Regions from separate parts of the Mus musculus genome. Here region 2 is linked to region 1. Evidence: chromatin loops called from intact Hi-C (ENCODE). Cell type or tissue: left cerebral cortex. All regions are shown on one strand. Each heading gives the region's core, and the rest is flanking DNA. Links, peaks and the distances in the headings are about the cores only. Region 1 overlaps Zfyve28 (zinc finger, FYVE domain containing 28). Region 2 holds the start of Zfyve28 (zinc finger, FYVE domain containing 28).

What was found. Hi-C counts contacts between places; a loop is a spot of excess contacts. Peaks named below come from ENCODE experiments on the same cell type or tissue, not always from the same donor. Only the 100,000 strongest peaks of a DNase experiment are listed, where the experiment ranks them.
Region 2: it touches region 1 in a loop (4-fold over the local background); 4 of 42 quality-filtered maps call a loop at or near these places.

The regions. Positions count from the first base shown.
Region 1 is chr5:34,204,420-34,215,432 of GRCm38, forward strand. The region is part of intron 8 of Zfyve28 (zinc finger, FYVE domain containing 28); the gene reads right to left. Among named protein-coding and RNA genes, the nearest start is that of Mxd4, 22 kb to the left of the region's middle. In left cerebral cortex, for the core only: a CTCF peak has its summit at 6,005 (motif pointing right); DNase peaks (open chromatin) are centred at 6,006 and 9,860.
Region 2 is chr5:34,284,248-34,295,260 of GRCm38, forward strand. It overlaps Zfyve28 (zinc finger, FYVE domain containing 28), which reads right to left and starts at 4,077. Exons shown (of 13, transcript NM_001015039.1): 1 at 3,852-4,077. The coding sequence starts at 3,890. It overlaps Cfap99 (cilia and flagella associated protein 99), which reads left to right and starts at 4,418. Exons shown (of 16, transcript NM_001370805.1): 1 at 4,418-4,513. In left cerebral cortex, for the core only: a CTCF peak has its summit at 4,216; DNase peaks (open chromatin) are centred at 2,412, 2,736, 3,108, 3,706 and 1 more place; H3K4me3 peaks cover 3,213 bases; H3K27ac peaks cover 2,376 bases.

The sequences.
Region 1 (11,013 bases), core at 2,128-10,127:
GGTTGCAGACTCCTTTAGCTCCTTGGGTGCTTTCTCTAGCCCTGTGTACCATCCAATAGCATCCACTTCTGTGTTTGCCAGGCACCAGCATAGCCTCACAAGAGACAGCTATATCAGGGTCCTTTCAGCAAAATCTTGCTGGCATATGCAATGGTGTCTGCGTTTGAAGGCTGATTATGGGATGGATCCCCGGGTGTGGCAGTCTCTAGATGGTCCATGCTTTCGTCTCAGCTCCAAACTTTGTCTCTGTAACTCCTTCCATGGGTGTTTTGTTCCCATTTCTAAGAAGGTGCAAAGTGACCACACTTTGGTCTTCGTTCTTCTTGAGTTTCATGTGTTTTGCAACTTGTATCTTGGATATTCTAAGTTTCTGGGCTAACTAGCTGCATATGTAGCAGAAGATGGCCTAGTCAGCCATCATTGGGAAGAGAGGCCCCTTAGCCTTGCAAACTTTATATGCCTCAGTACAGGGGAAAACCAGGGCCAAGAAGTGGGAGTGGGTGGGTAGGGGAGTGGGTGGGGGAGGGTATGGGGGAATTTTGGGATAGCATTTGAAATGTAAATGAAGAAAATACCTAATTTAAAAAAATAAACAAACAAATAAATAGAAATTCAATTCCAAGAAGAGAATGAAGAGGCAGCAGGCAGCAGATGGCACCCTTGGGCCTGCAGATGGTGATGGCAGCAAGAGGCTGAAAGAGGAGAGAGGTGGAGAAATGGGCCAGGGCACAGTGGGCATCTGGCCATCTACCTAGGAAACACACTGCTAAGGATCTGATGCCTGAGATAAAACTAGCAGGCGACTTGGCCTGTCCAGAAGTTAGCCAGGAGGGTCTCACACTTAGGCCCTGGACCCGGTCAGTCCCACCACCCTGGACATCTCAGTCCCCAAGAGTAAAGCTCCAGAGAGCTGAAATGGCCACAACATGGTCTGGCTCTGCCTTCTTCAGGAGTCAAGAGGTCAGGCAATACCCTGGATAGTTTTGTCAACTTGACACTTCACTTAAGGCAATCACTTCCTTATGTCTGTACTATAGGCTAGCTTGTAGGGCATTTTCTTAATAAATGATGAATGTGGGAAGGCCTGGCACTTTATAGGGGAGGGTGCTATCCCTGGGCTGGTGGTCTTGGGTACTATAAGAAAGCAGGCTGAGCAAGCCAGAGGGAGCAAGCCAGAAAGCAGCTCTATGGCCTCTGCATCAGCTCCTGCCTCCAGGTTCCTGCGTGCCTGAGTTCCTGCTCTCACACCATTTGATATTGAACTGTTCTATGGAAATAAACCTACCCCCACTCCAAACTGCTATAATGGTGTTTCGTCACAGCAATAAGACAGGTAGGGCAGGACAACTTTCTAATAACAAGCTCTAAAAATATCTAACTAGGTCACACCCACTTTGCAGGTCAGCTGTGAATGGCAGCAGGTGGTCAGCATGCTATGACCATCAGGCACCTTACAGTGCTGCTTGGCTCTAGCAGAGAGTTATGTATGCTGTCCTAGGGTGAATGGTATCCATTCATATGCATGATGAAGTCCTACCCTGCAGTCAGCATCCTAGTGGGCATCATGAACTCAGATGAGGTCATACTAGAGCAGGGTAGGCCCTGATCCAACAGGACTGGTAACTCCATAAATAGTAAATCAACACAGACATGCATGAAGGAATGGCAGCATGTGGTGATGAAGGCACGGGTTGTGCGTGATGTTTCCACAAGCCAAAAAATTCCAGGGATGCCTGGCCACCACCAGGAGCAGGAGGGTAGCCTAGGACAGGATCTCCCTCACAGCCCCTGATAGAACCAGCTCTGAGACTCCCTTATCTTGACTTCCTGTTGTCAAGACTGCAAGACGGCAGTTTTCCTCTGCAGCATCTACTGCTCATTGTTAAAGAAGCTCCAAGACATTTTTTTTCATGAAGGAATGAATGTCCATGACTTAAATGAACCCAATATGAACCGTACCAGGCACAGGCTGCACCCAATCACTGCATAGCTCCTACCAAGAACCCTACAGATCCAGGACAGAGAAGCTCTGCATACAAAAGTCATGAGGTCTCTATTCAACTCACTCACCTCCCATCCCTTTAACTCCCTCTCTACAAACAGACCCTGCTACACAAATCTCTTCCTGCTCCACCCCTGCCCACTACTGTGGACCCATTGTGTATTAACACAATGAGAATGTAAAAACCTGCAACAGCCTTTCTTCTTGTTCTGGATCTACACCAGAAGATCCCCAACACAGTAGCCTCCATGTCTGAGGAACAGACAAGAGAGTCCATACATAAGCAGGCTCTCCTCTCTGCGGGGACAATCACTTTGCAGGGACCAGACACTATATGGAAGAGTGCCCTGGCCAGGCACTCTTCCTGATGTCATCATCATGGCACCATGAAAACACATCCAATGGTGGTTCCTCTGGGAAAGTGGAAGAGCAGAGTAGTCAGAAGCCCAAGATCCATATGTTATGGTGAATGCCACATGCCCCCAAGTGTGACACATCCACATCACACCCCAGAGGATTTGGCAGTGAGCTTTTTGGAGAGAAGGTACTTTATAGATTCGTCAGTGTCAGGATCTCACGATGAGGCCAGCCTGGATGATCAGTAAAGGTCCTTATGAGGGAGAGATTTCCCACAAGTCAAGGAAATGCCAGGAGCCCTGGGAACTCGAGGCAGGAAGGCTCAGAACCTTTAGCTGGAGTACAATGTGACCTCAGACCTCTAGCCTCTAAGACTTGAGAGTAGAAGTCTGGCTTTAGGTCTCCTCTAACACTAATATGGATATGGAATCTCTGATCCCCTCCTGAGACCATCTCACAGCTGCTCGTGAGTTACTGGTCCAGAGATGAGATCACTGAGCCCAGATAATAGCAGTCAAATGTCCTGATGGCTAGATAAAGATCCAGTCTGTGAAACAGCAGTGCAGCTGCCTCAGGCCACTAATACACAGAGCCGTTTGCAGGGAGGGGATATTCATGCAGTGAAGAGAAGTCCACACAAGCACAGCACGCTTAAAGTGTTTGATGCCGTCAAAGGAAATAGTCATACCTAACATATAATTATAGCTTAAGTCGTTTAGGGGAGTCGGAACTTGTAATCAATGTTTATACATCTAGGAAAGTGCTCTGCAAAGAGTGTTTACTGTTGCTTTCATTCCACAAATTGAACAGCAAAGAGGTGGTCTCGATTCATGCTTCTGAGTGCAGGCTTTGAATGCCACAGCACCTGGAGACCAACTGCAGGAAACGAAGGAAGACAGCTGAAGTCTCTTTAAGAGAAACAGCACACACACACACACACACACACACACACACACACACACAAGGGATGGGGGGAGGGGCTTCTGGTGACATGGCAACTGTCACTACAGATTCTAGCTGCCCCTACCCCCATTACCTCTGCCAAGCCTCTCAGGGTGACTTGGAAGGAAGGTGGATCCTCACTTCCACCCCACCATTCCAGGCTAGGGACTACAACCCTGAGAGGGTGGCTGAGGGGACACCATCCCCAACCCTCTGAAATCCCCACAGCTCCCACTCCTCCCCTCCTTGCCACTCAGAGCCTCTCTCTGGGGCAGGGAAAGGGTCAGAGTTCTCATCCACATCCCACAGTTATCAAAAGATAGCCGAGAGGCAGAAGAAGCACTGTGGGACAGCAAATAGTCCTGAATGTGACAAGGCAAGCACCAGGTCCGCCAAGTGCAAAATGAACTAAGCTCCATTCTCTCTGGCGGCCTGACGTCTCTGGCCTTTGAGAAGGGCGGGCCATTCACCTAGATAGGAACATTCTTTACATTTTCAGTTACTGCTGACCAAGACCACATATTCAGGTTCGGCTGAGGCTAAGTACAGAGTGCCCTGCCTCAGGCATGCCTGTCTGAAGACACGGAGCCAATTAGCCTGTGAACTGCACTCACACCCATGTTGTGATGCCATGGTGGGACCCCCATGAGGTAAAGGACTCTCAGGAAATTAGACAGTCTGAGCTGAAGGTTGCCAGGCATCAACATCTATGCCAGGGCCTCTGTTTATTTAATCCACAGAGTGGAGAAGTAATGCTGTCTGACCTTAAGAGAGGAATGCTAAGCCCACACTGTGGAGGGATGAGCCTTTGATGCACATTCTCTAGACATGGGGCTGAGACATCATAGATCATCAGGATAATGGAGAAGAGAGAGTCGAGGCAACCAGGAAAGCCATTGAGGTCACAGGCTGCCTCAATCTGCCATTGTCAAGGTGGGAGCCCTCTGAAGACCTAGCTAGGACAACAGAATGAAGTTGCCCCAGCACGGAGTGACCAAAGGTCTACTCATGCTCTGTGGACATTGCTCTCATGGCAAGATAACTGATCCTAGACTTCCCAAGGCCTGTGCTAGAAGTGTCTCCACATCTGACTGTGAAAGTATCCAGAAGAAACACAGTAAGCCAGACTCTACAGCCATACACAAGGCTCTGATCACTACACTCAGCCCCTGGCTATCCCAGGGAAGGAGAGACACAGACATCAGGTGGGCCTGAGAAGCCCTATCCTCAGAGCCCAACCTTGATTATGACAGTGATAGCATGGCCTCTGTGAGGAGGCCAAGCCTGCAATCCATCAGTGAAGGCCAGCGGGCTGTGACCTAAGGGACACATGTGTAGGGTCAGTGGGGAAGGAAATCCTATTCATGCTGGTAACCCGTTATGCCAAAGATATGTGAGCCTGAATCCACAGTCCCTCCTCTACTGGATTGAGTGCAATAGTGCCCAATATGGAGACTGCCTCTAAGTGGCCACAGATGCCACAACTACTCTTGTGGTTCTGGTCTACTCACCAGGTCCTGAGGCCATCTGCCCTGCCCAGTTTCATCTGTCTATCAGCCTACAACACTGCTCACACCTTCAGGAGACACCTAGTCTCAGAGACAGAGTCAAGACCAGGATAGCACTCACCCCAGCTCTCAGAAGGCCCCCACTACTATGGTATGGGACTCTAACCTCCACATCACTACTTTTTAACTAAAGATGCAATATGTGTGTGTACACTAAAAATGTATGGAGATGAAAATAAACAAAAAGTGTGTTTACATATGTAATGCACACAATGTATATGTGTGTGCATGCAAGCACAGATACAATACACTCAGGCACACACACCAAACACACTACCACTCTTGTCATGCATGCCTGAGCTTCTGCTGCTTCTAAACGCTTCCTAGAAACTGTGCAGCAGCAAGTGGGTGAGCTTGGCTGAGGCCTTCCCTGGTCACACTGCAGTTTAAACAGCGGAAGCCTCTTCTGAAGCCTGCTGTCTGAGGATGGGCACCCTTCGACTGCATGTGATCTACGGTAGCCTTCTTTCCCTTGCTTACTTGTGAGTCTGTGCTCCCTCAGAAGCAAGAAGACTACACTGGAAATGGTCTTGCTTCACACGGATGGAACACCTGCTATATGTCTTGCTGAGAACTAAGAGCCAGGACTAGCTTGCAACCCTTCTCCAGAACAGCACAGGACATGGAGCACATACCATAAGGCTCAGTACTTCAGGCCTGGACTCTGCCAAGCCATATTCTCCAGGAGCCTCCTCCCAACACGGCACCTTCCCTACACCCACTGATACTCAGATGAGGATCTGAGGTTCCCTAAGGGAACCATCACATATGTGCCCTCTAAAGTGGGGACTGGACCACTACCAGCATACACTGGGGCTACGTTTGGGCAGAAGACAACAGGGCAGACACTGGGGAAAAGATGGAGGAAATAAGAACATTAACACTGAGACTCCAAGACTCAACAGTGCTAGGGCTAGCGACATCTGAAGGCCCATTGCCTTCCTGCCCACAGTGCTGCATTTCCACTTGGCCTTGAGCCAGGGCATTTCCCTAGATGAGGATTCTAAATCCTATCCAGATACACTGGAAATACAACAACATGCTACATGGGACTGGTTAAGAGATACTGTGAATGGTTCTAGCACATGGCCCAGCAGCTGAAATCAGTTAGAAGCCACTGCAGCTATCCACCACCAGGGGGAGCCATAGAAATGCCTGCCAGAAGGCAGCCACAGATCCCCACGCTAGTAAAGTGCCCCATTGGCTCAACAAAGGCAGTAACTGGAACTGTGCTAAAGGCCTGGTGTAAGGTGTGTCTGAGCTGCAGCCCAGAACTGTAAGCTTGTTTAAACAATGTGGGTTTTGGTTTTTGTTGTTTGGTGGTTTTTTTGTTTTTTTGTTTTTTGGGAGGTTTTTTTTTTTTTTTTTCTTTTGGTTTTTTCTTTGTCTGTTTTGTTTTTAATTTTTTTTAAATTTATTTTCTTTTAATTAAGTATTTCCTTCATTTACATTTCAAATGCTATCCCAAAATTCCCCCATACCCTCCCCCCACCCCCACTCCCACTTCTTGGCCCTGGCGTTCCCCAGTACTGAGGCATATAAAGTTTGCAAGACCAAGGGGCCTCTCTTCCCAATGATGGCCCACTAGGCCATCTTCTGCTACATATGCAGCTAGAGACACGAGCTCTGGGGGTACTGGGTAGTTCAAATTGTTGTTCTACCTATAGGGTTGCAGACCCCTTTAGCTCCTTGGGTACTTTCTCTAGCTCCTCCATTGGGGGCCCTGTGTTCCATCCAATAGCTGACTGTGAGCATCCACTTCTGTGTTTGCCAGGCCCCGGCTTTTTTTTTTTTTTTTTTTAAAGACAGGGTTTCTCTGTGAAGCCCTAGCTGTCATGGAACTCACTGTGTAGACCAGGCTGGGCTTGAACTCAAGAGATTACCTGACTCTGCCTCCCAAGTGAACTACCACCATCTGGCTGATATACACACACACACACACACACAGAGAACACAGGCTCTGCCTCCCAGGTCAGCAGGATGTATAGTAGGTGCCTGTGTTGGTAAAGATGGGCACACCTTGGAGCACGTATGTTGTGTATGTTGTGTATGCGTAGGTCAGTGTTTCTCTGGAAAGATTTTGACCTCTGTGATGCTGATTCTAGACCCTGGGGTAAAGTCTAAAGAAAAAAAAGAAAAAGAAACTGCCCAGGACTAACCTAAAACATAAATTGGAAATATGGTGTAAATAGACTATGTCCTGTGACACAATACCATTTCTATTAGAGTTGTGGGTTTGGCTGTTTTTTAAATTTTGTGTGTAAGGGTGTTTTGCTTGCATGTGTGTATTGCATGTTTGCTCGGGGCATCACAGATGATTTAAGAGGGCACTGGATCTAGAGTTACAAAGTTATGAGTTGTCATGTGGGTGCTGGGAACTACATCAAGGTCCTCTGGAAGGGCAGCCAGTGCTCTTAATCACGGAGCCATCTCTCCAACCCTAGAGTTGTGTTTAACAGGAACTTTGTGGAGAAATACTCACAGCATCAGTTTCACTATGAAGAATAATCAAAACTATTCATAAAATGTGGGAAATTTTTATTTACTTCTTTTAGTCTTTTTAGTGTTTCTAGAGTTTTTACAATGATCAGGGACCACACAGAGGGGAAAAAAAAGGGATTAGTGTAGTTTCTACAGCAAACATCCCTGCATGCTAAGGGTGAGAGATGGGTTTGAGTGGGTTTTGTCCTCTGACAAGCAGACAATGGAGTTGACAACAAAGAACGTTTTGAGTCAGGAAGCTAAGGTTAGGTGGGAGAAAACCAGCTTTCTAAAAATGTCAACTTTTCCCAAAAACATCAATCTCTGACCACTGAACAGATAGGAAAGAAGCTAGCGGAAAGGAAAGACCATTCCAGGAAAGAAAAGGAAAGAAGTTCCAGAACATTCACTCAGCAGGGTGAGGACATCCATGCTGACTACTCACAATGTCCCACCACCCTTGATGCTGGGGCTGGTGGACTCAGCCAAGGACAGAAGAGCACCCACAGAGGGGCTTCTCCAGCAGGGTCTACACTCTCAGCCGTAGGCCCCTCTGCTGCCAGCATGTGTTAGTCCCTTGGCAGGAATGACCCTTGGTCCTTGTGGAGTCCTTCTACTTGACTAGTAGTAATACACACTCCAGGGATGTGGAGGGCTCCAGCCTCAAATGCAGGTCTCTTGCCACAGCTCCCTGCTTTTCTTCCATTTTCACAGAGGTGGGACTCACACACGGGACAGAAACTTGTGAGCACAGGGCCTGCCACTGTTCATTACGCTTCCCATGTCACATATCACAGGAGATACAGAGGCACCTGCCAGATGATGGGTGAACCCCGTGATCAAATTGGAACAGCAGAGAAATGGATCCTGCTGCTTGAAAGAGTGAAGGTCACTATCCCTTCCATGGACACTGAGGCGAGGCAGACATTAGCATCTGTCTCCCAGATGTATAACTAGAGTTGAATCATAACCCACTTGTGATGAATAATCTTGGTTGTCAATTTGACTGCATACAGAAGGAAACTTTTTTTTTTTTGGTTCAAGACAGGGTTTCTCACAGAAGGTAACTGAAACCCAAGACGCTGGGCACTCCTGTGAGGAATTTTCTTAATCTGATTATTTGAGCAGGAAGACCCACCCTAAATCTGGGTCACATCTTCCAGTGCCAGCCCACAGAAAAGGACACAGAGGAAGAAACCTTTGCTTTTTGCCTGCCTGTCCTCACTCTCACTGGCAAGTTCATCTACCCTGTTGCTGCGGAACTCCTTCAGTGGTGATAGAAACAACTTCTCCAGGATTCCAACGCAGACTGAAGATCAGCTACTCCCCAGGAATCCTTCAGGACCATAGCACCAGATTAGGACTGCTGAAACAGCCAGCCTACAGACTGGACAACTACCAGTTCTCAGCCTTACCAGCATGAGACTTTGCAGTACCCAGACTAGGTCCTATATAGATAGATCCCAATCTAGTACAGGGATATATATATATATATATATATATATATATATATATATATATATATATATACACACACATACATACATATATATATAATTTTAAAACATATTAAGAATTGAAATTCAAATACTTATAATGTATATATCTGATATACATACATACATATGTATACATACACACACATACACACGCACACATACACACCCTATCTTGCTCTTTCAGAGAATCCTAATATACCACCCTGTGCATGAGACGACATGTGTCATAAAAAAGCTCTGTCACACTGCTGTTACACTAACCAGACCTCCTGACGTCTCATTCCACATTTCAGCAAATGTTCTGCCTGTGTGTGACTGGCCTCTTCCTTCTGTTTGAAAACACTCTGCTGGTCACCTCCTTGCAGGACCTGAAAGGTCTGCCACATCCACCTGGTTCCCCGGTGGGCTCCAGCACTTGGCTTGGCCCCCGAGGGATGTGCCCATGACACAGAACACTCGCCAGTACTCCTACGATGGTTCTGTCAGTGTTGGGTCAGGAGTGATAGGTAGTTGTAGGCAGACCTCTTCCAGCTCTCTAAAGCACAGTGCTGGGCTGACATGCCTCTGTCTGAGGTCCTGGCCCCTTGCCAAGTGCTTCCTCTTCAGACCCTTTGCATATTCTATACCGACTTCCAGGAAGGTGGGAGGTCTTCTGGGCCACCAGGTAGGTTGTCTCGCCTTTTCGTAGCTGAGTGTCGAGTGTGTACTGAACTGGACTGGGTTTAAATGTAGAGGCATGGATGAAGGGCCCTTCCCAGGGCAGAAGTTTCCAGATGGTAGATGTCTTCTGCTGTTTCCTGAACAAATAAGAAACAGAAAAGATTAAAAAAAAAAAGAAGAAGAAAAGAAAAGAAAAAGAAAAAAAGAAAATCCCACACCTCCCCCTGTCAAGGAATTTACAGGATTCTTGAGTCAGCCTTGTAGAAAAATAATTCACTCACCAGTAACAGAGCAGGAGGTGTCTAGGTAGCCATCAGCAGTCTGAGAAGTTAATTCATTCCATGGCTACGAAGCTGGGGCTGCCTCCAAGAAAAGGCTTTATGGAAGCAGAGAGACATCTGCACCAGCTGGCCTCAGCAGCACCATCTACAACAGCGGGAGTGTGGATGGGGGCCTGAGCGAGTGCACACTGGCCCAACCATGTCTGGGCTCGACTTTTCAGTAAAGGAAAGTGGGGACATCTCCAAAAAGCTCTGGTAAGGTTTTGGCTAGAGGTCAGGGGGCAAGGTGAAGAGGGTACGGAGCTCAGAGCCATCTATCTACCTGGTGTCAGGAGTGTGCACCCTCAAAGTCTACCTCTGAGTCTCAAACCTTTAAAGAGTAAAGTCCCGTGAGGCAGTCTTCTTCACATACATCTATTTGTTCAACTTTGTCTAGAAAGAATGCAAATATCCTATGTAGTTATAAAGCCAAGTTAAATGTTTCTATAAACTGAATGCAAAGTCAAGGGGGAACATTTTCAAGTGACTTTGGTTCTTGTTTGTTTGCTTTGGTTTTGAGACACATTCTCACTCTGTGGTCCAAGCTGGTTTCAAATTTGCCATTCTCTTGCCCCAGCCTGCCAAGGGCTTAAATTATGGGCACTCACCCAACAAGTCATTGACTGGCTGCATATTAATAGATTACACCCTAAGAATAGAAAGTTGATTAAAAATCATTGACAATTTGAAGGAGTTGAACCCCTCATTATGCACGTGCGCACACACACACACACATACATACCACTTGTAGGATGTATGTGATGTATGTAACCTTGGGTATGTGGAAAATGGTTAGTTGATATACAACCTCCATGTTCTACTATTAGAGACTGGAAAAAAATAAAAACACATGTCCACACAAAACTGGAAGTAGAATTTCATAGCTGCATGATTCTTGACAGAAAAAAAAAAAAAACCCTCTTACAGATGGATCGGCTGTGAAAGGAGAGAAACATAGCATGGCCATGCCGCATACTGGGGTGACACAGCTGAGAAAAGGAGTGAAGTCCTACTGTAGCTGCAGTGTGGAAGACCTTTGAAGACACTGTTCAGGAAAAGATGAGGCACACGGAAGTGCCTGTACTACATGGCTTATTTTCAATGTCTACAGATCATGTTTGCCAAAAGCAGATTAGAGGTTGCCAGGGCCTAGAAAGTAGGTGGGTTCAGAACGTCTACCATCA
Region 2 (11,013 bases), core at 954-8,953, 79 kb after region 1:
CTAAATGTTTGCAAACAGCATCTCCACTTCTCACAGTGAAGGACTGCTAGGAGACTCCACAGCAAAGGAGCGGCATGCAGGTCAATAGCCACGCCCCTGGTAGTGGTTTGGAGCTGAGACAAGAAGGCTCTTTGTGGGGCGCATGTGCAGAAACTAGACACCACAGCCACCATTCCCATACCCCTGACAAGCAGTAGTACCTGCCAGTCAATTCCTCCTTAAAGATAGAAAGTACAAATGCATCCTTCATGTGCATCAATAGGCTCACCCAGGGCAGCCAGGAATTGCAGCTTAGGCAGGGTCTTAGCCTAGAGTTCTTATCCTCTTAGGCCAACTTCCTCCCTTGGTAACCAGCAATGTCACCCAGGTCAGTCAGAGAAGGTCACCACCTGCCTGGACTTTCTAACACAAACATCCTTTCTGAGAAAGTCTTTGCCTGCACTCTCTAAGCAATATGGACAGCTCAGCCTCTGAGCCTTCACCACACACCTTTCTCTCACAGACGCCAAACCCAGAATAGCAGGAGTCTAATAGTACTTCATCAAGGAGGGGGGGGAGCTGTTCAAAGGCTGAGTTTAAGAAAATCAATGAAAATATAATGCTTTGACATGTCATTTTAACATAAACTATTATTCACCGGGTATATTTTTCCTCCAACTCAGTTTTTAGTGCTTTGGAAACCAAAATTTTTGTCATTTAGAAAATAATCTAAGCATTTCCCATTGCTTCTCTGAACTGTAGGAATAACAACATTTTTCAAAATATTTCCACCACAAGTTATGAACATGGTCTGTATGTGTTCGGTTTTAAACCATAGCAGCAGTTACATTTAAATGTTGTTTAAATAGTGTATCTAAATAGGAAGTGAAAGGGGATCAAGTCTGAAGCAATCTCCCCAGACAGCCCCCCTCCTCCCCCACACCCCACCTCCACTCCTGCCACCATTTAACTCTTCCAGGCCCAGAATCATTTCAGGACCAACTCTCAATTCACTTGTGCCAAAATATGTTCAAATATAGGAAGGAGAAACATAATCGCTTCATAACTGAAGGGAAAAAAATCTAAGCTTTGGTTTGAAAAATTAAAAACTACTAGGATGACCTACCGCAACCCAAATGCTTCAAACAATCAAGACACCGACATTCAACAATGAATCTCAAACCAGAGATGCCTCACCATTAGACTGGCCACAGGGCATCAGCTCTGGAGACAGTCATGGCCAGAGCAAGATCTCAGACAGAGATATGGCTCAAGTCCAGAGGTCAAGGACAGTAACAGACAGCTTATTGAGAAATGACAATGAGGAAGAGGACAGCTGCAGGGGGGGGGGGTCTAACCTATCTCTTCCCTTCTAAAAAGTACATGGCTTTGGGCTGAATCACCCAAAGTTACCAACTCAGCTCTCCACTTGCCATGGTCTGTACCTAGAAAGCAATCTACTGCTCAACAGGGAACGTTATGGACATGATACTTAACTTTGGGGCACAACAAAGGAAGACCACTGTGAATTAACTGTGAGTGATAACCAATGGTTAAGTAGGCACTGCTCCTTCCTTTCAAACAGTTAAGGAGGGTCACAGAACACACCTTTCCTACTGTAGCACTGCTGGAATGGCACCTGGACGCCCCAGCGCCCCACAAGCATTCTGTCTTAGTCAGGGTTTCTATTCCTGCACAAACATCATGACAAAGAAGCAGTTGGGGAGGAAAGGGTTTATTCAGCTTACACTTCCATACTGCTGTTCATCACCAAGGAAGTCAGGACTGGAACTCAAGCAGGTCAGGAAGCAGGAGCTGATGCAGAGGCCATGGAGGGATGTTCTTTACTGGCTTGCTTCCTCTGGCTTGCTCAGCCTGCTCTCTAGTAGAGCCCAAGACTACCTGCCTAGAGATTGGGGGGGGGGGGGCGCACAAGGGGCCTTTTCCCCTTGATCACTAATTGAGAAAATGCCTTACAGCCTTACAGTTGGATCTCATGGAGGCATTTCCTCAACTGAAGTCCTTTCTCTGTGATAATTCCAGCTATGTCAAGTTGACACAAAACTAGCCGGTACACATTCTGAGAAGCATTCTGAGAGACAGGGACGTAGCTCGGGCATGCAAACACTCCCACCTGCTCCCCTGACATTTGTTATTGAAAAAGTAAATCCCACCTCTGCAATGACTTTTTCAGTACTGAACTTGTGTTGTTGTTGTTGTTGTTGTTGTTGTCGTTTGGTTTTGTTTTTCTTGTGCTAAAAATTCACTCAATTGGGGCGGGGGGCACTCCTTGTGCAGATAAGCAGAGCAGGAGCTGCTGCAGCCGCTAGCAGACCCACTAACCATCAGCAGGCAGGACTGTGCACATTGAAGGGATTGCAGCAAAGAGAGTGCCAGACGCCTAGGGCGTGGCTAAGGGCAAGCAAGACTCAAACCACACCCATCGCAAGGGTCGCAAGGGTTCCCCACACACAACCCCACCCCCCAGTATATTTGCCCACAACCAGGAAGACAGGAGCACGAGCCGCTGCTGCACCAGCGCACAAGACTCCAGAATACCTTCTGTCCAGTCCGAGGCTGATCAAAGGCAGCCCCATGCTTTGTAAGCCTTCACCCCAACATTCTCTAACCTAAGGAAAAACTTCCCGACCTCGGCAGACAAAAACTGTAACAGATTCAGATCCCTGAAAGTCCCCTAAACCTCAAATGCCAGTCTTCCAAACAGACCAGCTGTCTCTCCAGAATACTCGCCCCACTCCGAGAGACCATTCACAGAGTCTGGGACAGAAACCCTAAATCAAGAAATGTGGCTAGTCACGGCGGGAGAGCGGTCAGTTCCTTGGGTGGGCCAAAGAGAAGGAGGCCTCTGACTTCGGAGATACCAGCACGCAGCCGCTGCACTGCTCCCGCCCTTAGTCTTTGCAGTGACCCCACCCAGGTCGTGACCCTCTGAAGACCTCCAGCGTTGGCGTCCCCAGACTCCGCCAACCCCCAACACGCAGCTTTGGACGCCGCAGCTGCGTCCTGGATCTTCGCTGGATCCTAGCTTTGCATCGCCCAGCTGCGAACAGAGCGCACCGGGTCCGGCTCCGGGCTGCCAGCCCCAGGCAGGCAGCGGGACGCAGCGCCCGCAGTGCGACTGGCACGGCTGCCGGGGCGCGCCGCCTGGACCCGAACTGGCTGGTGAATCGCACCTCCGGCCCACTGAAGCTTCAAGCTCCACGAGCCTCACCCCGCGACTGGGCAGAGGACTGGTCGGAGATCCAAAAGGGTGCAGGCGGCTACCGGAACAGGATAGAGATGAGAACTGGACCAAGATCCAATTACTCCGTTTTGGGATAGAGGACCAGACCGCGGCGTGAGGGACCTCTAAGATACGGGAAGAAAGAGTCTGACCAAAGCCTAAGGTTGGAGAAAGGGGAATGAAACGGTCGGTTCCCAAGTGCGAAGGGAGGGTGGGAGACCCACTATCCTAGGACAGAATAATTGTGTTGCGAAAAGATGAAGGAGCATCAGCGGTGAGGCTAGAGGGAACCAAGAGAAGTAGGGGCTCTGAGCACGCAGGCTGGGACCGCTGGGTGCGAGCTGGAGCCAGCCCATCTAGTATCCAGACGAGGAGAAACATGACAGTACACCCAGGCCCGAAAGAAAGAGCCCCGTCTGGTACTGGAAAAGAGCAGTCAATGCGCGCCAGGTACATGGTCTGTCCAAGTCGCGGAATGCAGGGAAAGGGCATCCCATGAACTGGAGAAAGAAATTCATACAGGGCCAAGGAAACGAGGTCTATCTATCAAGGAGGGACCTGCAGGATAAGGGATCTGGAGGGGGGAAAGCGCGACGCCGGGACATGGTCCGCAGCTGGAGCCGCTCACCTTGGGTTTGTACAGCCACTTTCGGAATCTGTTCATCATCGCCGCGCCGGCCCGAGCCACGCTCCGGGCGGCCCTCGCCCTCTGCAGCGCTGCGCCCGGGTCCGGCTGCGGCGCGGGGTGGACACGCAGGCAGGGCCGGGACCTGCTTGAGCAAGCAGATCGTGTGCGCGGCGCCTAGCGCCGAGCAGCTGGCTGCAGGTGCGCGGGGCAGGTGCGCGGCCGGAAGGATGCTCAGCAAGCGGCGCGCGGCCGACCCAAACCCGCGAGCGGGCGGGCGCGCGGAAAGGCGCGGGCACAGGGCGCGCGGTGCTTCACGGCTTAAGAGCACCCAGCGCCTCCGCCGGTCACGACCGCACATGCGCCGGAGGCGCCGCACGCCCCCGGCCCGCTGCAAGTGGTGGATGGGGCGAGCCCGGCGAGGCCGCCAATCCCCGCCCAACGCCACGCCGTACCCCACCCGGGACGCGCACCAAGGGAGGGAGGCTCAGGACTACAGGTCCCGGCGCCCACCGCGGGCAGGGCCTGCGCGGCGTTGCTAGGTGACGGCGCCCAAACGATGCCTAGGCGATCTGCGGGTACCGGAGCTGGCCAGTGAACGCTCCCGCCCGCGGCGCCTGGACAGACTACGAGGTTAAAGCCAAGGAAGGCCAAGAGGCCCGCAGGTAGGCAGGCAGGTTAAGGTGAGGGGCCGCCACAGGGAGCCAGGCACAGCCCATCCTCTTCTCCCTAACTCGTTTTCTCCAGTTCTCCAATCTTTGCCTATTTTCTGGCCTTAGCGAGCTACCTTTGCGCTTTTCTTCCCACCTCCAAAAATAAAAGTAGGGTGTTTTCCACCACCTCCAATCAATCTCTCTCTCTCCCTCCCTCTCCCTCCCTCCCTCCCTCCCTCCCTCCCTCCCTCTCTCCCTCTCTCCCTCTCTCCCTCTCTCTCTCTCTCTGTTAACAGGTGACCCAGATGACTACCTCTTAATACAGTGTGTGTACCCTAGCAGTTCCTGCATCTTCCCTTAGCCCCTCAGCCCTGGACCTGCTTTGTAGCTCCCTTCTTACTCCTTGGAAGCTGCTCTCCACCCATTTCTATGTAGTTCCAGGCAGCTACGTGGTTTTAAAAACATTTTTTCCCTCCAGCCTAAATGCTTGAATTCAGATGTTTGCCTGTTCTTCACTATTTGTACAACTAACAGATCACCTTAGAGTCAACATGTCCACAACTGTATACTCTCTCAGTCATAAAAACTGCTTGTGGGGCTGGGAAGATAGCTCAATCAGTGACGTGTTTGCCTAATTAGTGGAAGAAGGTTCAGCATGCCAGAACTCACTGGAAAAACAAAAACAAAAACAAAAACCCTAGGCATGGACTGGAGAGATAGCACGGTGATTAAGAGCAGTGGGTGCTCTTGGCAAGGCCCCAGATTCAGTCACCAGCACCTCCATGGCTGCTCACAACTTTCTGTAACTCCACCTCCAAATAATCAAACCCCTCTTCTGGACTTCATGGGCCCTGCATGCATGTGATGCACATACATACATGCAGGCAAATACACATAAACATAAGAAATAAATATATTTTTGTAAAAAAGGCCAGGCATTATGACATTTACAATCGCTGCACTTCAGAGGCTAAGAAGATGGACCCACGGGGTTCACTAGTCAATGTAGCCTATTGCCTAGTTGGTGAGCACCACAATAATGGGAAACTCTGCCCAAAACACAAGGTGGAGCTGGGCGTGGCGGCGCACGCCTTTAATCCCAGCACTTGGGAGGCAGAGGCAGGCAGATTTCTGAGTTTGAGGCCATCCTGGTCTACAAAGTGAGTTCCAGGACAGCCAGGGCTACACTACGGTCATTTTCTGGCCGCCCCATGGAAGTGCACACACTTACATATGCACCCATATATACACGCACATAAAAATAAGTAAAAAAATTTTAAAAGAAAACTAAAAGCAGCTCTTCCCAAAGCCATCATCTTCTCCAAGTGAAGACGTTGAGCAGACACATGAATTCATGTCCAGTAGTAAGTAGATTAATAAATTATCTGGTGTCTGTTCACCCTTGGCCAACTCCAAAGCCTGGGGCTATTACTGTGCAGAAGCTGTTTCTATGCTTCATATTGGAAGTTGTGCCCAAGATAAAGGCTGAGCCCAAGGAGGTAGGTATATCAGGATCAGGCTTAACTATAGGCAGAAAGATCCCAGCATGACAGATTTGTTCACATTCAAGAGATGTGTGCAGGGCTGGTGAGATGGCTCAGCGGGTAAGAGCACTGACTACTCTTTTGAAGGTTCTGAGTTCAAAACCCAACAACCACATGGTGGCTCACAACCACCCGTAATGAGATCTGATGCCCTCTTCTGGTGTGTCTGAAGTCAGCTACAGTGTACTTACATATAAATCTTTAAAAAAGAGAGAGAGATGTGTGCAGAGGTAATTCTGGACATGCAACAGGAACCAGCTTTCTGGCTACCATCCTTGACCTGTTTACTGAGGATTCAGGATGGCTGCACTGGTTCTAGCCATCGCCTCCTAAGCCCATGAACCTACTGGAAAAGAGAAGAAAGAGATGTCCTACACTTCAGGCTAATGCTCCCACAGTTTATTCTCTAGTACTTCTGAGAGATGGAAGAACTTGTACACACGACCATAGCCAGCTTTCAAGGAGGCTGAGAAATGTCACTGACCGGTTGGGTAACAATAGGCCCAAGTGAGAGTCAGGCTTTGTAGTTCAGGAGGGAAGAGAAAGCTGCAAGGAGTGGCTTCATAGCCTGTTGTAGAAATTTTTAATTCCAACCTGGGGTTTCTACACAGTCTTTGACCATTTAGTTCATGGATAAAAGACACAACCTTTATATTTACAATAAGCCTTAAACAGCACAACAGCTGAGCAGATACCTACCTTATATGCAATTAGAATCTACTTTCCTATTGATAACCCCAAATTATTACTTACTACTTACTATGTTTCATCTGGGCTGCTCTTAACTTCAATTGGCCAGCCCTCGAGGCCAGCTCATCTAAACCTATGGTGGCTTCTCCTTCCTCCTGCACCTTCTTCTTCTCATGGTTCTTCTCCAATCCCAAGCCCAGAAAATCTAAACCCCACCGATGTCTCTTCTGCTCAGCTATTAGCTATTGGCATCTTTATATACCAATCAGAAATAGCCTGGGGGCAGGGTCACTTAGGTCTATGTGCAGACTCCTGGTCTTTCCCCTCCCCCAACACTTAACATTGTGATACACAGTAAAAGACAAAACCTCAACAGTAGCCGCCACACTTAGCAGAGCAGCTTTAGTTGTGGGGAAAGAGGGTGCTTTCACTAACATATGTTTGATATGGCCTAAGCTGTTGAAGTGGATTGCATCTGATAGAAACGAACCCTCCTTGCTTGCTTCAGCCTGCCTTCCAGGTTACCTCAAGGGCCAGACCATTGAGCCCTGATTCGAGAATGGAGTTAAAGAGCCATATTTAAAGGTAATCAATCCACTTAGGAGTTAGATCTCAATTCTCACCCGCAAACTAAATAATACTGAGATACTTGAGATGTGGCTCAGTATTGGACCAATTACCCAGTGTAGGAGATGCTGTGGGTTCTGTCTCTTGCACTAAAAGCAAGTAAACAGACAATTATTTTAAGTAAAGCTGAGTCTGGCTGTGGATATGTGGGCCTGTGATCCCAGCACTGAGGAAGCAGAGGCAGGAGGATGGAGATTTTGAAGCCAGACTCCACTACATATCAAGACCACCTTCCCCAAAACAAAAATAAACAAGAAAAAAATTAAACCAAAACTTAGTGTAGAGTTGAGGTGCTCGAAGCATGCTTCAGAGTTGGCTGAGCCCATGCCTGTTCTCCAGTCGCAGATATGATTGTTTTTCTCAAACTTTAGGTGAATTTCAGAGGGGATTCAGAGTCTATCCACCCTCACAAAGCACCTGCTCTTTGCCCAGGTGTGGGGCAAGGCAGCCTCCACCACACAGTGAGCAGAGGGTCAGGCTGGCTCCTGGGAGCTCCCTCCCACCTTCAGGTTGGTTCTTTGGTCCATTCCATTTGGATCCTCTACCAAGGTCAACTCTAGACCTGGGAGGGCTTGAATTAATTCCTTCCATCCTCCCTGACTCAGGTCAGCCTCGGGCACTTGACCCACCCTTTTTGCAGAGACACACAGGCTCCATAGCAGGGGAGCAGGAAGCAGTCTTTGCTCCCTGGCACCCTGGGCAACACATCCACATCAATTCAGCCCAAGACCTGGGCTTCCAGATTGGAAACTTACTGAAAAAGGAAAATCTAATATTCCCATCAGAGTATCTAATGATAGTTAGCATGTAGATAGGACCTCGACAACCTGAGAGACCACTGGACATGCCTGCCTGGGTGGGAGGGTGTAATCTTGATTACCTTAACCCTGTGGAAAGACTCACTCACCTTAACTGTGAGCAGGACCAGTCCATGGTCTGGGTGTCCCACCAGGGATCCTGGGCTGTACACAATGATTACAATTACTGCGGAGAAGGCAAGCCGAACCTTAGGATGCGACCATCCCTCTGTTTTCCTTTGTGCACTAGATGTATTTAGTTTCCTTTCACATTCTGCATGCAATGTGGTCATTGGCCAGGCTCCTGCTACCTTGACTCCCTGCAGTCACGAACTGCTGCCTTGAACCTGTGGAGAAGAGCAGCCACTTCTCAGCACTGTGTCCAGGACATTTGCTCTGTGTTCTGTTCTGGTTTTGTTTTCCTTGGTGCTGACGATAGAATCCAAGGCTTGGCTTTTTAGGCTAGTGCTTCCTGGCTGAGCCCCATTCCTAGGTCTTTAACTGGGAGTCTATAAAAATGCTTTCTTTGCCTGCCTGTGTTCTTTGCTCTGGGTCCTGGCTATGTGTGTACTGGTCTCCTTTACCTCACTTCTTTGACAGAGCAAGTGAGGCATTTGAGGCCACACCCCAGGCTCTCACAGAAAGAAAATCTCTTTGGGGATAGGGAACCAGATTCCCCACTCCAAACTCCTCAACATGGGCTTGTTCTCTTGTTTCCTTAGAAAATACTCTCAGAGAATCTATCCCCCCAGTTAAATGAGACAATAAAACTGAAACGTCTTGTATAAAGGACTCATGTTAGTAAAAGTTAGTAAAAGCAGACAATTTATAAAGTCAATGTGTGCAGGGCAGTGGTGGCGCACCCCTTTAATCCCAGCACTTGGGAGGCAGAGGCAGGAGGATTTCTGAGTTCAAGGCCAGCCTGGTCTACAGAGTGAGTTCCAGGACAGCTAAGGCTACACAGAGAAGCCCTGTCTCGAAAAAAAGAAAAAAAAAGTCATTGTGTGGGATGAGTGAGGTTAAAGCATATTGTCCACATGTACGAAACTGTCTAATCATAAGAGACTTGTTTTTAAAGATTTATTTATTTATTTTAGGTACACGAGTGCTCTATCTGCATATACACCTGTGTGCCAGAAGAGGGCATCAGATCACATTATAGATGGTTGTAAGCCACCATGCGGTTGGGTTGTTGGGGACTGAACTCAGGACCTCTGGAAAAGCAGTCAGTGCTCTTAACCACTGAGCCATCTCAACAACCCTAACTTTTTTCTTTTTTTTTTTTTTTTAAAGTAAGTCTGGGTCTAGATGAAACTCGGTGACAGAAACCTAGATATCGGAGGTCCTAAGTTTAGTCGGTGTGTTCTTGTCGGTTTTATCCTGGCCACCTGTGACTGTCTTTCAGATCAGATGAGGAACCTGCCTTAGCTACTTACACCTTTTTCTATTTTTGTGTTCATCCTTCATAGATCACTCTAGGCCTAGGCCAAGTTTAGGTGACAGGCGGGGACCTGCTCACCACACTTACCAAGACTTAATGAATGTTTAATTGACTTCAGAGGTTTCCTTGAGGGACTCCCAGGCAGAGAAGGCAGTGTAAGCATGTAACTCGATGTTGAGAGATTCCCCTAAGCTAATGGGTAGAGAAAGGGTGGAGGATTTGAGGTTCAGGGGTCATAAGAAAGAGGCTTCTTAGCCACTGAAAGACCCCAGTGAAAGAGAAGACTTTGGACTGAAGCTTGTCACATGCTGAGAGACCTCTCTGGGTCCCACGGCAACAGAACGTGGGAACAGACTCTTGAGACCTCACCTCTCCACTTCTCCCATAACAGACAAAGCCAAAGCCCTGGGGCCCACTGCTGTTCCCACCCCACCCAATGCCCTCAGGAACCTCAGCTCAGTCTTGGTGCCTTGGGAGGGGCCGGGCTGGGAGACTAGGTGAATGTAATTAAGACTTCACATAGACACATCCTCTATCTCAAAAGTGAGGCCAGGGGAAAAGGATTCCATGCACACAAGTAACTGACTCTGATTGAGTTGGCAGCCTGCACCCTACCACCTCCAGCAAGGACTCTGATACTGTCAGAGGCATGGGAAGTGAGAGCCAGTGCTTACTGTGTCTAGACATGTCTTTTGTCCACTAGCTGCACCTGGCTGGGAAAAACTGTTTTGCTGGGGCGCTGAAAACTATAGAGGTGGATAATCTTTTCAGAACTAATGTTCTCTCTAGAGCTACCTGTCAGTGCCGTGTTTGCCACCAGGACACTAGTAACTAGGAGTTGGAGTACTTGGTAAATGCTTGCGGGAGTCCAGCTATCCTCCCTCTTCACCCTCACCCCCACCCCTCCAATTCCCCTGCAACACACACACACACATACATACAAACACACAAAGGAGGAAGGACCTCCCCACACCCACAGGCTGCCTTTAGCCAAGATTCCTGGAGTGTCTGAGATTGTTTTCTACTTAGGAGAGATCCCGAGTGGAACAAAGGGCCCCAAGAACTGTTCCAGATAAAGAGGGCAAAGGTCCTGCATAGCCAATGACATCAGGGCTTGCAGAACTGACCAGACAAGGGGTAGAGCCAGGACAGGAGCAGACCTCCAGGGTACTGCCTGGTAGGTATAGTCTCAGGGAGGGGCTCTAGCTCCAACTCCTTGAATAATGGCCAGATCACCAGCCCTCCCTCCCCCTCCCTGACAGACAGACAGACACACACACACACACACACACAGAGAGAGAGAGAGAGAGAGAGAGAGAGAGAGAGAGAGAGAGCGCGCCAGAGGGGAAGCCACAGGTCTCCCAGTCTATGAGGCAATGTCCCAGAAAATGATCCTGGCCTCCCATGCTTGAA